Regions from separate parts of the Homo sapiens genome. Here region 2 is linked to region 1. A link is a loop called in an ENCODE intact Hi-C map of the cell type or tissue named here. Cell type or tissue: IMR-90. All regions are shown on one strand. Region 1 overlaps CARMAL (coronary artery disease region linked MFGE8 regulatory lncRNA). Region 2 overlaps FANCI (FA complementation group I).

Evidence for each region. Peaks named below come from ENCODE experiments on the same cell type or tissue, not always from the same donor. Only the 100,000 strongest peaks of a DNase experiment are listed, where the experiment ranks them.
Region 2: it touches region 1 in a loop (4-fold over the local background); 6 of 110 quality-filtered maps call a loop at or near these places.

What each region holds. Positions count from the first base shown.
Region 1 is chr15:89,053,407-89,061,406 of GRCh38, forward strand. All of the region lies in intron 1 of CARMAL (coronary artery disease region linked MFGE8 regulatory lncRNA), which reads left to right. It also overlaps a transcript of ABHD2 not described here. Among named protein-coding and RNA genes, the nearest start is that of CARMAL, 16 kb to the left of the region's middle. RefSeq lists an enhancer at 5,929-6,429. In IMR-90, a CTCF peak has its summit at 4,299 (motif pointing right); a DNase peak (open chromatin) is centred at 4,315.
Region 2 is chr15:89,295,554-89,303,553 of GRCh38, forward strand. FANCI (FA complementation group I) reads left to right here. Exons shown (of 38, transcript NM_001113378.2): 25 at 4,247-4,413; 26 at 4,747-4,832; 27 at 5,773-5,889. LOC124903548 (a long non-coding RNA gene) reads right to left here. Exons shown (of 2, transcript XR_007064749.1): 2 at 5,222-6,234. Among named protein-coding and RNA genes, the nearest start is that of MIR6766, 27 kb to the right of the region's middle. In IMR-90, a CTCF peak has its summit at 4,549 (motif pointing left); a DNase peak (open chromatin) is centred at 4,508.

The DNA of each region.
Region 1 (8,000 bases):
ATCTCACCACCCTAGTAGAACTGACCAGGCCAGGGACCCTTATAGAAACAAAGGCAGCCAACTGCTGACTGAGCAGTGCCCTCTAACATGGCCTGGGGCCAGCGCTGTGACCAACAGCAGCTACCAATACTAACCACCCAATCAGATAGTGTTTCTTGGGGGATTTGAAGGGAGTGTAAGGCCCTCAAAGAAGGTGGACACAGGAGGCACTAAGCAGAGGCCATGGAAGAATCATGCATGAGGACAGCCTTCGAGAGGAGGGGAGAATGGAGACAGGCTTTGGGAGCGACAAGAGAAGCAGAGACTCAAGGGTGAATCAGAAGCCAAGGCAAAAATGGGCAAAGACATACCTATGATGGCGCCCCTTGGAGCAAGAGCAGTCCCACTGCCTTTGCAGGGTAAAGTGGTGCTCACATCTTTGCTTCTAGCGGCTGCCAAGCTGCCAGAGCTCTCATTTTCCCAATTAAGGTGCCAGCCTCCCGGACGCCTCACCTCCGCATGGAGCCTTGAAATGACCACTCACTTGCCAAGTACAGCACCTGAGCTGGTCTCTTCTCCCTGCAGCCCAAGAGAGTCTAACACATTGCTGCAGAGGCAGTAGAAAACATAGACAAGCCAAAACAAGAAAAGGAAAGGCAGGCACAGTGGCTCACTCCTGTAATCCCAGCACTTTGGGATGCCAAGGCAGGCAGGTCACCTGAGGTCAGGAGTTCAAGACCAGCCTAGCCAACATGATGAAACCCCGTCTCTACTAAAAATACAAAAATTAGCTGGGCATGGTGACACACGCCTGTAGTCCCAGCTACTCGGGAGGCTGAGGCAGGAGAATTGCTTGAACCCAGGAGGTGGAAGTTGCAGTGAGCCGAGATAGCACCGCTACACTCCAGCCTGGGTGACAGGGCAAGACTCTGTCTCAAAAAAAAAAAAAAGGATTTTTAAAAAAGAATTTATGCTGTGCCACCAAAATGTATGCATGTCAGAAATTGTACTTTGGCTAGGTGCAGTGGCTCACGCCTGTAATCCCGGCACTTTGGGAGGCCGAGGTGGGTGGATCACTTGAGGTCAGGAGTTTGAGACCAGCCTGACCAACAGGATGAAACCCCATCTCTACTAAAAATACAAAAATTAGCCAGGGTTGGTGGTGCACGCCTGTAGTCCCAGCTACTTGGAAGACCGAGGCAGGAGAATCGTTTGAACCCAGCAGAGGAGGATGCAGTGAGCCGAGGTTGTGCCACTGTACTCTAGCCTGGGCAACTGAGCAACACTCCATTTCAAAAAAAGAAAAAAGAAAAAAAAAAGAAAAGGCACCTGTAACCCAGAAACAACCACTGTTAATATTTCAGTGTTTATTCTTTCTCAAAGTCTTTTATTCTCTGCATATATTTTTATAAAATAGGGTAATACTATATGTACTGTTTGTAACATGGCTTTTCTTTAAACAGCTCTAAAAAAACATTTTTCTAAATAAATTAAAAATTGTCATTATATGTAGTGGGTATTCCATTGTGTGCAATGTGCTTAATCAATCTTCTATTGTTGCCAGGCAAGGTGGCTCACGACTGTAATCCTAGTAACTCGGGAGGCTGAGGTTGGAGGATCACTTGAGGCCCGGAGTCCAAGACCAGCCTCGGCAACCTAGCAAGACCCCATCTCTATGGCGCACACTTGCAGTTCCAGCTATTCTAGAGGCTGAGGCAAGGAGGATCACTTGAGCCCAGGAGTTCAAGACTGCAGTGAGCCATGATTGCGCCACTGTACTTCAACCTGAGTGATGAATTGAAACCCAGTCCAAAAAACTTTTTTTTTAAATCTCCTATTGTTGGTAATTTAGTTTGTGTCCAGTTTTAAAGTGTCTATCTTTTGATTTAACTATCCTACTTTTAGGACTATCTCCCACAAAAGTAAAACACTAGTTTCTTTTTTTTTTTTTTTTTTTTGAGACAAGGTTTCATTTCTGTTGCTCAGGCTGGAGTGCAGTGGCACGATCTCATCTCACTGCAACCTCTGCCTCCTGGACTCAAGCGATCCTCTCTCTCCTGCCTCAGCCTCTTGAGTAGCTGGGACTATAGGCGAATGCCATCATGCTCAGCTAATTTTAAGTATTTTTTTGTAGAGATGAGATTTCACCATGTTGCCCAAGCTGGTCTTGAACTCTGGACCACAAGCGATCCGCTGGCCTCGGCCTCCCAAAGTGCTGGGATTACAGCCTACTAGTTTATAATATTTACAGAGATGTTTATCACAATATTATTGATAATAGCAAAAATCACTAGAAACACCCTGGATGTCTACCAATATGGGGGCGGTTGAATAATCCATAGCATATTCTATACTATGAAATATTGAACTGCTATTAAGAGTGAGATGAAGTGAGATGAATCAATATTACTTGTCAAAATGATCATGATATGTGGCTAAGGGAAAATGTAGTTTACAAACTAATTGTGTAATGTGATTTTTGCTTTTTTGTTTTTACAGACTGGGTCTCACTCTGTCATCCAGGCTGGAGTGCAGTGGCGTGATCACGGCTCACTGCAGTCTTGACCTCCCGGGCTCACACAATCCTCCTGCCTCAGCCTCCTGAGTAGCTGGAGTCACCATGCCCAGCTAATTTTTAAAAATATTTTGTAGAGACAGAGTCTGCCTATGTTGCACAGGCTGGTCTCAAACTCCTGGCCTCAAGCAATCCTCTGACCACAGACTCCCAAAGTGCTGGGATTACAGATGTGAGCTGCCACGCCTAGCCTGATTTTTGCTTTTAATTAAAATTTTGTAAATGGAGGTGGGAATCCCTCTACGAATTTTTAATTTGTAACTATTCGTATCTTCCTAGGGAAAATAATAGGAAAAAAACTCACAAAACTGTTAATATTGCTCACCTCAGGAGATGGCATTGGAGATATTTGCTTAGTTACAAGAATATGTATGGATTTTGCAACTTGAATGACACAGTAAGAAAGAACACCATGCCCCAGTGCAGGATTGTGGCAGGAATTTGAATCTTTAATTCCTTCAGGCACCGGGCACAGATCGAGACCATCCTGGCTAACACGGTGAAACCCCGTCTCTACTAAAAATACAAAAAAATTAGCCAGGCATGGTGGCAGGTGCCTGTGGTCCCAGCTACTCAGGAGGCTGAGGCAGGAGAATGACGTGAACCCGGGAGGTGGAATTTGCAGTGAGCCGAGTTCGCACCACTGCACTCCAGCCTGGGCGACAGAGCAAGACTCCATCTCAAAAAAATAAAATAAAAAAATAAAATTCCTTCAGGGTGCTTGCAAAAGATAGAACAGTGCAATGAAAAAAATCAGACCCAGCAGCACTACTTATTACAACATGACCTTGAGTGAGTCATTCACCTCACTGGGCCTCAGTTTTCTTGTCTGTAAAATGGGACAATAGCAATCTCTACCTGTCAGAGTTTGTGTGCAGGCAGTCAGGAAATATAGTCAGTAGGCATTAAATTTTTTTCACACTGTTAATCCAGTTTATAAGTGATACCTTTTTTTTTTTTTTTTTTTTTTGAGATGGAGTTTTGCGCTTGTTGCCCAAGCTGGAGTGCAATGGCGCCATCTCGGCTCACTGCAATCTCCGCCTCCCGGGTTCAAGCGATTCTCCTGCCTCAGCCTCCTGAGTAGCTGGGATTACAGGCACACGCCACCACGCCCGGCTAATTTTTTGTATTTTTAGTAGAAATGGGGTTTCACCGTGTTAGCAGGCTGGTCTTGAACTCCTGACCTCAGGTGATCCGCCTGCGTCAGCCTCCCAAAGTGCTGGGATTACAAGCATGAGCCACTGCGCTAGGCCAGCGTGATACCATTTTTAAAAGTGTTAAGTGAAAAGGGTAAAGGATCTATTGAAGCCCCTTTGTAAGCATGTGAGTTCTGCTTGAGAAGCCACCCCCGGGTTAGCTCTTCTAAGCTGCTCATAGCTAATTCCCTTCCTTCATCTCCACTTCCCTTTGGGGTTTGGCGCAGTGATGATGGGGTTTCTGAAGATGAGGTAGGGCAGGGGTTACACAGTGACCACTGGGAAGTTGGGGACTGGCCGCCTCTGGAACTCCAAGGATTGATTTTCATGGTTAGCAAACAGCTGAGAGTTCTTTGGGAAGCTTCAATGGTGAAAATGCTATTTTTGGTAAGAGGGTAAGAATACAGCCCCTTCTTGTTTAGCCATGGTCGTGGAATCACGGTGGGGGCGTGCCTGGTGCATGGGCTCCTGAGAGGCAGGCCCCGTTGGGCTCACCCCCATTCCTGCTGCCATTCCCTCCATGGCCTCAGGGTGGCGCTGCTCCCTCTCCAACTGGGGCCATCTATTGCCACCATGCGGCTTCCCAGTGAAACCCGCTATTAATAAGAAGGAATGAAAAAAAAAAAAGAAAGAAACAAACCTGCCAGAACTTTCCAATCACACTGTCCTAAAAGCTGAGGACTAAGAAAACGAAGATAGATTCAGGGGACACCGTGAGTCAAAACTTTAGTTTGCCAGGTCTGACTTCTTTCCTGCAGCTCTTCGCCCTCTACCCAGTCCATCAGGGACCCCAGGACTAGGACTCCCTAGCTCCCCACTTACAAATTAAGCCCACCAACATTTGTGGGGCGCCAGGCAAGAGAACGAATGGAAGCTCACATACTCTATGTCTGCATATTTTCAAGTTGTTCAGTCAAGCTGATAAACCCTTAAATGAAGTATGCTCCATCCTTCCGCCTTGAGGTAGATACCTTCATAACCACCTAAAAGACCAGGTTGACTTTTAGGATTTTCAGCCTCCTTGGAGATCCATTCCCCTGGCTCTCCACTTCTGGCCCCAGGTCCACCCACCCACGCTCATCCTTTCAGATCGTGAGGAGCCTCACATACGTGTGGATACTCCAGCTCACACATCCAAGCTTCCTCCACACCCACACCCCTTACAACCCTGAAAACAGCTACCCCTTGGCCACTCCTAGTACCTAGCATGTGAACACAGGTAGTGAGGTCCACTCTTGGGAAGAGAGACCTAGAGAAAATGAAGATGCCCCGCAGGCACAGAAGAGGGCTTGCTGTAATTTGGACAGAAACTCTGGGGTCCTGGTACACGGAGCCTAGTCTTGGGTGGGTGTATGGACTCCCTTTGTAGAAAGGAACATGGCCCGAGGAGGTGCACAGCAGGAGCTTCTCCTGCTCTGGGCCCAGGGGATGGGGACAAGGAGAGATGACATCCTTAACTCCCTCCATCCCTCAGGAGTGCCCCTGGACATCGAGACTCCTGGAAATCTGGGTTGTGACAGGCCAAGTCCCTTCTTAATTCCTCTTTCCTGCTGTGGAGCCCCCTCATGTCCAATGATTGGCAGCAGGAAAGACCTCACTCTTCAGACAAGACCATAGTATCTGCCCTTGAAGCCTTTCTCTTTCAGCCCTCAACAATATCTCAATAAAAACAGCAATCCAACGTTGGACAGAAGCCTGCAGTAATGGGTGGTGGCGCAGAAGCCATCCTTTCAAGGGCACAGAGTGCCATTTCTCTCTCAAGGGATGGATAATTCCTGCCTTAATGCAACCTTCATCTGCCTAGTCACCAGCTGATGGGAAAGCAGCTCCAGCGAAAGATAAGGGCTCTTTGCCTGAAATGAAAAATTCATGAAGGAAGACTAGGAATGGGGCACGCAGAGAGCTGCCAAGTTGCTGTGCTCTGAGGACCTGACAAGAAGCTCAAAAAGCCAAATGGAAATTTTCTCTCCTCTCCAGCATCTCCCATCATGCCCTCTTCCATGTTTGGGGCTCTCTTCTCTGCTGTACCTGGTCACAGCTCTGCAGTCTCACCAATGCCCATATGCCAGGGGATCCAGGAAGAGGGGTACATCTGCCCACCCAGGCGAGCCACTTGACACCCACTCACATCCTCACAAAATGTTCGCTGTGGCTAGACAAGCTGGCATGGTTCTGACCACCTACCTGCCTAGACCAGACCTGGAGGAAATCCAAACTGGCTATTTATTTGTCCCTGGGAGACGCCTACAGATTACTTCCTGTTCCAATTTTCTGACCCACAGATCTGATCAAAATTCGTTAGGTTGATCATTGGTCACAACTCATAACTTGGGAAGGCAGCCCTGAATTTCTTGTCACAATGTTGGGCAGACAGTGGTATGGATGAAATGAAAGGGGAAAAAAACCTCTTGAACCATGAATTGGAGAATTTAACTCTCTCATAGGGATGGGCTTGAGAAGTACGACCGGCTACCCCATAATATACAGAATGGCACAGCAGTCGCAGGTGCCATTCCAGAGATGGTGGGTTCGAGGGCAGTAATTGATCCCCAGAAATTAGGTAGGAGGGCAGGCTGCCATCGCAGAGGAATCTGCCACCAAGGAAGTCCACCAGACTCTACTGTCAATGGGAAATGGGAAACTTGAGTCTCCTATTGCAGAGCCGCAGTTCCTTCTTCCTGCTGCAGGGTCCGTGGCCGAAGGAAAACCTCATTCCACTGTCCCCTGCCCAGGCCAGCTGTGGAACGCAGGTCCTCCATGAACTTGGGGGCCCCTCTTGGTCTCCCAGTGCATTGGCTCTTGGTTCCCAGGTCTTCCAGGCATTTATGCAGCCTTTTCCATTCAAAGCGGGAACTGGATTCAGACAGCAGTGTCTCATTGAAAAGCTTGTCCCTTCAACACCAGCCCCTAAGAACCACTCCAAGGCCTTTTTTTTTTTTTTTTTTTTTTTTGAGACAGAGTTTCGCTCTTGTTGCCCAGGCTGGAGTGCAATGGCGCGATCTCAGCTCACTGCAACGTCCATCTCCTAGGTACAAGCAATTCTCCTGTCTCAGCCTCCCAAGTAGCTCAGATTACAGGCACCCACAACCATGCCCGGCTAATTTTTTTGTATTTAGTAGAGACAGGGTTTCACCATATTAGTCAGGCTGCTCGTGAACTCCTGATCTCAGGTGATCCACCCACCTCGGCCTCCTAAAGTGCTGGGATTACAGGCATGCACCACCTCGCCCGGCCAGCCTTTTTAAAAAAAAACACTAACTCCTCCCAAAACAAAGAGTTTTTTCGCTCATTTTCTCCATACTAGAGCTTTACCATGAAGAACACAGATATAAAAACCTAAGGACTTATCTGCCCTCTGCCCCATCCCAGCACAAACAGGAAACTCATGCTACAACAAAAAGACAAAACATAGGTCACATTCTCAATGGGCCACCGTGATATACACAGAAGCCTAGCACTTAAGACTAAAGCCCCAAGTCCAGGTGTAATCTGTTTCTTCTTTTATGTGTAGGAAGTTGTTTGAAGCTTTTTCCTCCAGATTTTAAGTGATTTGTGTTCACTGTGGAACACTTGAAACGTATAAGAATAAAGACAAAGGGGGGAAGTGTCCATCATCTCACTACCCAGAAGCAAACTATTAATATTTTTTAAATATTTCTTTCCTAGTTTTGTCCTGTGCCTTTTTAAGTTTCATTTGAAATCAAGACTGTATATGCAATGTGGATCGAGAGTATTTTATACAGCCATTAAAAAAAAATAATGAAATCATGTCCTTTGCAGCAACAGGAATGCAGCTAGAGGCCATTATCCTAAATGAATTAATGAAGAAATAGAAAATCAAATACCACATGTTCTCAGTTATAAGTAGAGCTAAACAATGGGTACTCATGGACATAATGATGGAAACAGACACTGGGGACTCCAAAAATGGGGAGGGAGGGAAGGAGGGAGGGAAGGATTGAAAAACTACCTACTGGGGGCCGGGCATGGTGGCTCACGCCTTGTAATCCCAGCACTTTGGGAGGCCAAGGCAGGTGGATCACCTGAGGTCAGGAGTTTGAGACCAGCCTGGCCAACATGGTGAAACCCCATCTCTACTAAAAATACAAAAATTAGCCAGGCGTGGTGGCATGTGCCTGTAATCCCAGCTACTCGGGAGGCTGAGGCACGAGAATTGCTTGAACCCGGGAGGTAGATGTTGCAGTGAGCTGAGATCACACCATTGCACTCCAGCCTAAGCAACAAGAGCA
Region 2 (8,000 bases), 240 kb after region 1:
TACTCGGGAGGCTGAGGCAGGAGAATTGCTCGAACCTGGGAGGCGGAGGTTGCAGTGAGCCTAGATTGTGCCATTGCACTCTAGCCTGGGCAACAAGAGCGAAACTCCATCTTAAAAGAGTGAAAAAAAGTGCAGTCATTGACATAGGGTCTTTTTTCTAGTCTTGCCTTCCCCTGGCGCCCCCCCCACCTTTTTTTTTTTGTTGTTGTTGTTGTTTTGGCTTTTTTTTTGGCTTTTTTTGAGAGAGTCTCGCTCTATTGCCCAGGGTGGAATGCCGTGGTGCAATCTCGGCTCACTACAACCCCTTCCTCCGAGGTTCAAGCAGTCCTTCCACTGCAGCTTTCTGAGTAGCTGGGACTACAGGTGCACACCACCATGCCCAACTACTTTTTAATTTTTAATTTTAGTTTATTTTATTTACTACTTTTTTTGGAGACAGGGTCTTGCTCTGTCACCCAGGCTAGAGTGCAGTGGCGTGATCTTGGCTTACTGCAACCTCGGCCTCCCCGGTTCAAGTGATCCTCCTGCCTCAGTCTCCCAAGTAGCTGGGATTACAGGGCACCACCATGCCCTGCTAATTTTTGTATTTTTAGTAGAGACAGGGTTTCACCATGTTGGCCAGGCTGGTCTCGAACTCCTGACCTCAGGTGATCCACCACCCTGGCCTCCCAAAGTGCTGGGTTTACAGGCGTGAGCCACTGCACCTGGCCCTTATTTTTTTTTTTTTAATTTTCTGTAGAGATAGGATTTCACCATATTGCCCAGGCTGGTCTTGAACTCCTGGGCTCAAGCGATACGCCCATCTCAGCCTCCCAAAGTGCTGGGATTACAGGCCTGAGCCACTGTGGCTTTTGTTTTTTCGTTTTTTTTGTTTTGTTTTGTTTTTGTTTTTGTTTTTGTTTTTCCATTTAACCCTGAGTGGACACAGCACATGTTTCAGAGAGCACGGGGTTGCGGGTAAGGTCACAGATCAACAGGATCCCAAGGCAGAAGAATTTTTCTTAGTACAGAACAAAATGAAAAGTCTCCCATGTCTACTTCTTTCTACATAGACATGGCAACCATCCGATTTCTCAATCTTTTCCCCACCTTTCCCCCCTTTCTATTCCACAAAACCGCCATTGTCATCGTGGCCCGTTCTCAATGAGCTGTTGGGTACACCTCCCAGACGGGGTGGTGGCTGGGCAGAGGGGCTCCTCACTTCCCAGTAGGGGCCCCTCACCTCCCAGACGGGGCGGCTGGCCAGGTGGGGGGCTGACCCCCCCACCTCCCTCCCGGACGGGGCGGCTGGCCGGGCAGAGGGGCTCCTCACTTCCCAGTAGGGGCCCCTCACCTCCCGGACGGGGCGGCTGGCCGGGCGGGGGGCTGACCCCCCCACCTCCCTCCCGGACGGGGCGGCTGGCCGGGCGGGGGGCTGACCCCCCCCACCTCCCTCCCGGACGGGGCGGCTGGCCTGGCGGGGGCTGACCCCCACCTCCCTCCTGGACGGGGTGGCTGCCGGGTGGAGACGCTCCTCACTTCCCAGACGGGGTGGCTGCCGGGCGGAGGGGCTCCTCACTTCTCAGACGGGGCGGCTGCCGGGCGGCAGGGCTCCTCACTTCTCAGACGGGGCGGCCGGGCAGAGGTGCTCCTCACATCCCAGACGGGGCGGCGGGGCAGAGGCGCTCCCCACATCTCAGGCGATGGGCGGCCAGGCAGAGACGCTCCTCACTTCCCAGATGGGATGGCGGCCGGGAAGAGGCGCTCCTCACCTCCTAGATGGGATTGCGGCCGGGCAGAGACGCTCCTCACTTCCCAGACGGGGTGGCGGCTGGGCAGAGGCTGCAATCTCGGCACTTTGGGAGGCCAAGGCAGGCGGCTGGGAGGTGGAGGTTGTAGCGAGCCGAGATCACGCCACTGCACTCCAGCCTGGGCACCATTGAGCACTGAGTGAACGAGACTCCGTCTGCAATCCCGGCACCTCGGGAGGCCGAGGCTGGCGGATCACTCGTGGTTAGGAGCTGGAGACCAACCCGGCCAACACAGCGAAACCCCGTCTCCATCAAAAAAATACGAAAACCAGTCAGGTGTGGCGGCAATTGCAGGCACTCGGCAGGCTGAGGCAGGAGAATCAGGCAGGGAGGTTGCAGTGAGCCGAGATGGCAGCAGTACAGTCCAGCTTTGGCTCGGCATCAGAGGGAGACCGTGGAAAGAGAGGGAGAGGGAGACCGTGGGGAGAGGGAGGGGGAGGGGGAGGGGGCTCGTTTGTTTTTTTGTTTTTGTTTTTTTTTCATTTAAAGAGATGGGGTTTGCAGTGTTGCCCAGGCTGGCCTTGAGCTCTTGGGTTCCCAGGGCTTCTAGTCTTGCTTTGATATGGATTGTTAGTCACATATAAAATGTTATGCTATTATTGGGGAAAAAAAGAGGGATATTACATAATGGTTAAGTGATTCAAAATACTTAAAGCAAAAACTGATGGAACTGAAGGAAAAATAGACAAATCCTTAATTAATGTAATCAGCCCTCTCTCCATAGTCAAAAAACAGAAAACAAAACAAAAAAAAACCAGTAGATAGAAAATCTACTGAAAGGAGGTAGAAGAAGTGAACAACACTGTCACCCAGCTTGATTTAATTGACACTTATAAGAACACTCCACAGCACCTTCAAAATACACACTTCTTTTTAGGTGCACATGGTGTATTCACCAAGATGAGCCATATTTTGGGCCATAAAACTCAGCAAATTAAAAAAAAGTAGAAATTCTCTGACCAAACAGAATTAAAGAAGAAAGCAGTAACAGAAAGATATCTAGATAATCCCCATATATTAGAAATTAAATGCATTTTTAAATAGCCCATAGTCAAAAAGTCGTCAGGGAAATTAGAAAACATCTTGAATAGAATGGAAACAAACAGACAACATGTCAAAAGATATGATCCAGCCAAAGTGCTATTGAGGAAATTAAAGCAGTTAGTGATTTAAAAATCTCAGATCTCCCATATAAACTTCCACATTAAGAAAATAGAAAAAGAAGAGCAAATTATAATGAAAGTAATCAGAAGGAAGGAAATAGACAAAAGCACAACTATGAAGAAGCAGAAAATTAAAATAGAAAACATTAAAAGAAAGCTGGTTCTTTGAGAAGATCAATAAATTTAATGAACTTTAGCCAGACTAATCAGGAAAAGAGAAGACACATTACAAATTGCAGAATTGAGGAAGAAGGGACATCACTACTGATCCTACAGATGCTAAAAAATAGATAATAGAATATTAACGATTTTATGCCAGTAAACTTTTAAGTTTAATGGACAGATTTCTTGAAAGCTCACTCAACAAAAAATAGGCAACCTGGCCGGGCGTGGTAGCTCACATCTGTAATCCCAGCACTTTTGGGAGGCCGAAGCAGGTGGATCACCTGAGGTCAGCAGTTCAAGACCAGTCTGGCCAACATGGTGAAACCCCAGCTCTACTAAAAAAAATACAAAAATTAGCTGGGCGTGGTGGTATGCACTTGTAGTCCCAGCTACTCAGGAAGCTGAGGCAGGAAGACCACTTGAATCTGGGAGGTGTGAGTTTGCAGTGAGATCACCCCACTGCACTCCAGCCTGGGTGACAGAGTGAGACTCTGTCTCAAAAAAAAAAAAAAAACCTGAGTAATCTTATCTCTATTCAAAAAAACCTGAGTAATCTTATCTCTATTCAAAGAAATTGAATTTGTGGTTCAAACTTTTTTCACAAAACTTAAGATCTAGGTCTATTCCGTGGTAAATTCATCCAAACATTTAAGGGAGAAGTAATGTAAATTCTGTGCAAATTCTTCCAGGAAATAGGAGAGAACATATTCCACCTCATTTAATTAATGAGGTCAGCATTACCCTGATACCAAACCAGACCCAGACCATTGCAAGAAAACTGCATAGCAATATCCCTGATGAATATAGAGTCTGCTGTGTTAAAGGCAGACTCAGAAGGCTATATACTGAATGATAACCATTTTTGTATGATGTTTCGTAGAAAGTAAAACCATAGGGACAGAAATTAGATCAGTAGTTGCTTGGAAATGGGAGGAGAGAATTGACTATCAGTGAGCACAAGGGAACTTTTAGAGTGATAGAAATACCTTGATTGTGGGGAGATTACACAACCATGTAAGTTTTTTTAAACTTCTAGAACTGTTCACCTACAGGGTAAGAATTTTACTGTTTGTTATTTTATCTCGGTGAACCTGTCTTTAAAAACAATACCACTTTCTCCTGCTTCAGAGTCTTGCTATGGAGATACACTTCAATTCCTACTTCAGTGGAAGAGTCGGGAAAGAAAGAGAAAGGAAAGAGCATCTCACTGCTGTGCTTGGAGGGTTTACAGAAAATATTCAGTGCTGTGCAACAGTTCTATCAGCCCAAGATTCAGCAGTTTCTCAGAGCTCTGGGTAAGCATTGCAGTATCAATAAATAGGCTTGATTTAGGTTTCTCCTTAGCTCAACCCCTTAATTCCATTTGTTAACCTACCAGAAGACACTTGAGAACAGTCCTAATGTTGCTAAGGAGTGACATCTAGTGGATTCAGGATTGGTACCTACTGGATTACATTCAACCACAAAGAGTGGCTGGAAAATGGAATATAGTATTAAGAAATCACAAAATTTTAGAAATTTAAGTCTGCCTTTAGACTTTTTTTTGGCTTTCAAAAATTTTAGCTATTAAAAGGCCAAAAAGTATGAGTTTATATCAAAGAAGACAAGAGTTTCTTTTCCATTCCTAGATGTCACAGATAAGGAAGGAGAAGAGAGAGAAGATGCAGATGTCAGTGTCACTCAGAGAACAGCATTCCAGATCCGGCAATTTCAGGTGAGAAGCCTTGCAAAGCTGCTGTACTGGCCTGAGAGGCTTTGCAAAGGAACTGTTAGCAGGGGCAGCTGGTAAGAATGGGCAGACAGTGACCAAGTAGGAGAAGAATTTTTTCTGGGTCATACAGGCAACAGGACATAGCTCTCAGAATGGAAGATAATGTATTTAAAAGGACCCTAGTGAGGATAGGTATTTAGCCACCCCAACCTGCAATACTCATTACTTCTAAGGACCACTGTTTGAGTTGATGTAAACAGAAAGGAGTCTTCAAGGCATAGAGTCTGTGTTTTTGTTTTCTGAGTCTGTGGTATAATTTGGCTTGGTCTGACAGACAACGTAAACACTGGACAATAAAGTTTGTTAGTTTCTAACCAATAGTTGTCAAAATATCAGGATGTTCTATCACAGGAGTTTTTTATTTAACAAGTAATTCTGAAGTTCCTACCATGTGCCAGAAACAGTTCTAGGTGCTGGGGATGTAGCAGGGAACAAAAGAGACAAAATATTCCTATCCTTATGGAGCTTACATTATAGTAGAAAGACACTGACAAATAATCAAATACATAGTTATTTCAGGTAACAGGGAAGGTATATAAGCATTGCTGGGTTTGGTGCCTTGTCTAAGCCTGAGATCAATGGATAGGCTCCAGGGAGCTGTGAGCCACCAGAAATTGGGTACATAGTTCATTATCTACATTTTGCATGGGGTTGGAACGGAAAGAGTCAGTTTTCAGGAGCATTCTCAGAGAGGTTTATGGTCAAAAACAGCTTAGGAAACTACTGCTCAATTCAGGTGTATTTTCAGATTTTATCCTCTTAGAATTTTGGTAGCTTTGAATTCTTTCTGTCCTAGTCTTAGGAGTCTCTGACTAGATGCCTCTTCTTCCTGATAGGAACGTGTCTGCTAACATTGCTTGCTGTGTGTGCCTTCCTTTCTCAGAGGTCCTTGTTGAATTTACTTAGCAGTCAAGAGGAAGATTTTAATAGCAAAGAAGCCCTCCTGCTAGTCACGGTTCTTACCAGTTTGTCCAAGTTACTGGAGCCCTCCTCTCCTCAGGTACTAGTACCGCTAACTTAATCCCATTTAGCATTCCTCAGAAGGCAAGGATTATTGCATCATAAAAGTGTATATCTAAATGTCCTCTTGAAATTGAGCTTATTTTACATAATGTGTTTAATTATACACCTGAGTTAATATAAGACCTATAAGATGTATTCTTTCCTGTGTAATGCGTCTACCACAGCATACTTACATGCAGCCATACAGGGCAAGAACATACTGCTTTTGTTTTGTTTGTTCAGGGTAGAGTGAAACACCACAGAAAGAATCCTGTGTTGATCTTTGGTGCCTTCAACCTTCTTAAACCTGTGTTCTTTGCCACTCTTGGTGTTTACTTCTTTTCTAAGAAGAAAATTTGTTAATTATGAAGAAGGCAGTTGACATTCAGCAGTTGACTTTCTCAGCACAGTTACCTGGTACTGACTTTGGAGGAAATTCAACCAAAGATGATTAATTCAGAAAGTGTAACTATAGTCCCAAAGCAGAAACACCTCTGCAGAGATAGGTTGTATGTATGTTTGTGTAAGTGTGCACACGTAGATGTAGAGCTGTGTACCCACATGAGCGTTCACACACAGAAGAATAAGAGAAGGACCACTTGTTGGGGGTCTGTACCATTCAGGAGTAATTTTCCTGTAGGATGATAGAGTACCTTCAGGAGCCCAGGACTGTGTGCTCCTACCACATCTACTTCCTGGGCTTGAGAAAGACAATGAAGCCCTGCGGTATACTCCTCTTTATGTGAGCCCTTGCCTCAGAAGACTGTAGCCTGGGAGTATGAAGGCGTTTGGGCACTAGAAAGCAGAGCTGCTTCCTGTCGTCCTACTTCCAGGTTTGCCCAAAGAAAGTCCCTTTGGTTACTTCATCCCAGTTCCAAACAGCTCACCCCCACTTTGCTCTCATCATCGTTCTTTCATACTGCTGTTTTTGCTGCAAAGAGGAAAGGACTGAGAAAGAAATAGCTAATTGGGGCAGGGGGAAATTTGAGAGAAAATAAATGGATTTAGGAAGGCTAAAATGTTCAGGAAAATTTAAAAATTTTTCTTTTTTAAACTTTTAAACTTTTAGATTTTTAAACGTTTTACCACCTACCCCTTCTCCCTTAACTTCAGGTAGTCTCTTTAAAAAAAAATTTTTTTTTTTTTTGAGACAGAGTCTCGCTCTGTCTCCCAGGCTGGAGTGTAGTGGCGCCATCTCAGCTCACTGCAGGCGCCGCCTTCCGGGTTCACGCCATTCTCCTGCCTCAGCCTCCCAAGTAGCTGGGACTACAGGCGCCTGCCACAACACCCGGCTAATTTTTTGTATTTTTAATAGAGACGGGGTTTCACCGTGTTAGCCAGGATGATCTCGATCTCCTGACCTCGTGATTCACCCGCCTCGGCCTCCCAAAGTGCTGGGATTACAGGTGTGAGCCACCGCGCCTGGCCAAAAATTTTTAATTTTAATTTTGAATGGGTAATAAAGTCCTATGATTTGAAAACCAGAGATTATCAAGAGATTTATGGTAAATGGTGTCCCCCACCCATGTCCTCCATCTGTTCAGTTCCTCCTCTCCCCAAATAAGTAAACACCTTTAGTTTTTTGTGTCCTTCAACCTTCTTTATTCCCTTCCAAGTAAATATAGAGTTTTATTCCCAATCCTACCCCTCTTCACACAAAAACTTGTTCTGCATCCTGCTTATTTCATTGAGCACGGTATTCTGAAGATCTTTTAATATCAGTTTGTAGAGAGCTTTCAGTTAGCCTCTTAATTTACCTTTTCCTCAACAGATCAAAACTGCATTTTTGTTAGTCATTTACACTTAAGTATAACGGCATTTCGGTGCCTTTGTAGCTGAAAGAACTGCTGAAGCAGAAAGTTGACTGTGTGTCTGGTGATGCAGATGCTTGCTATCTGAAGACCTTAAGTCTCCTTCACTTAGCTAAGAAAATGCTGTCTGGTTTCTTGCCTCTTTTATTTCTCTTTTTTCTGCCCTTCTCTCTTCTAACCTCCTTTGTTCTTTTGGCTTCTAAATGCTAATTCTACTGTTCTTATAGCTAGGTTTTCTCTTTCCCACACCTTTCTGATAACCTAATATCCTCAAGTGGAGAGTCTGGGGGCATGGGAA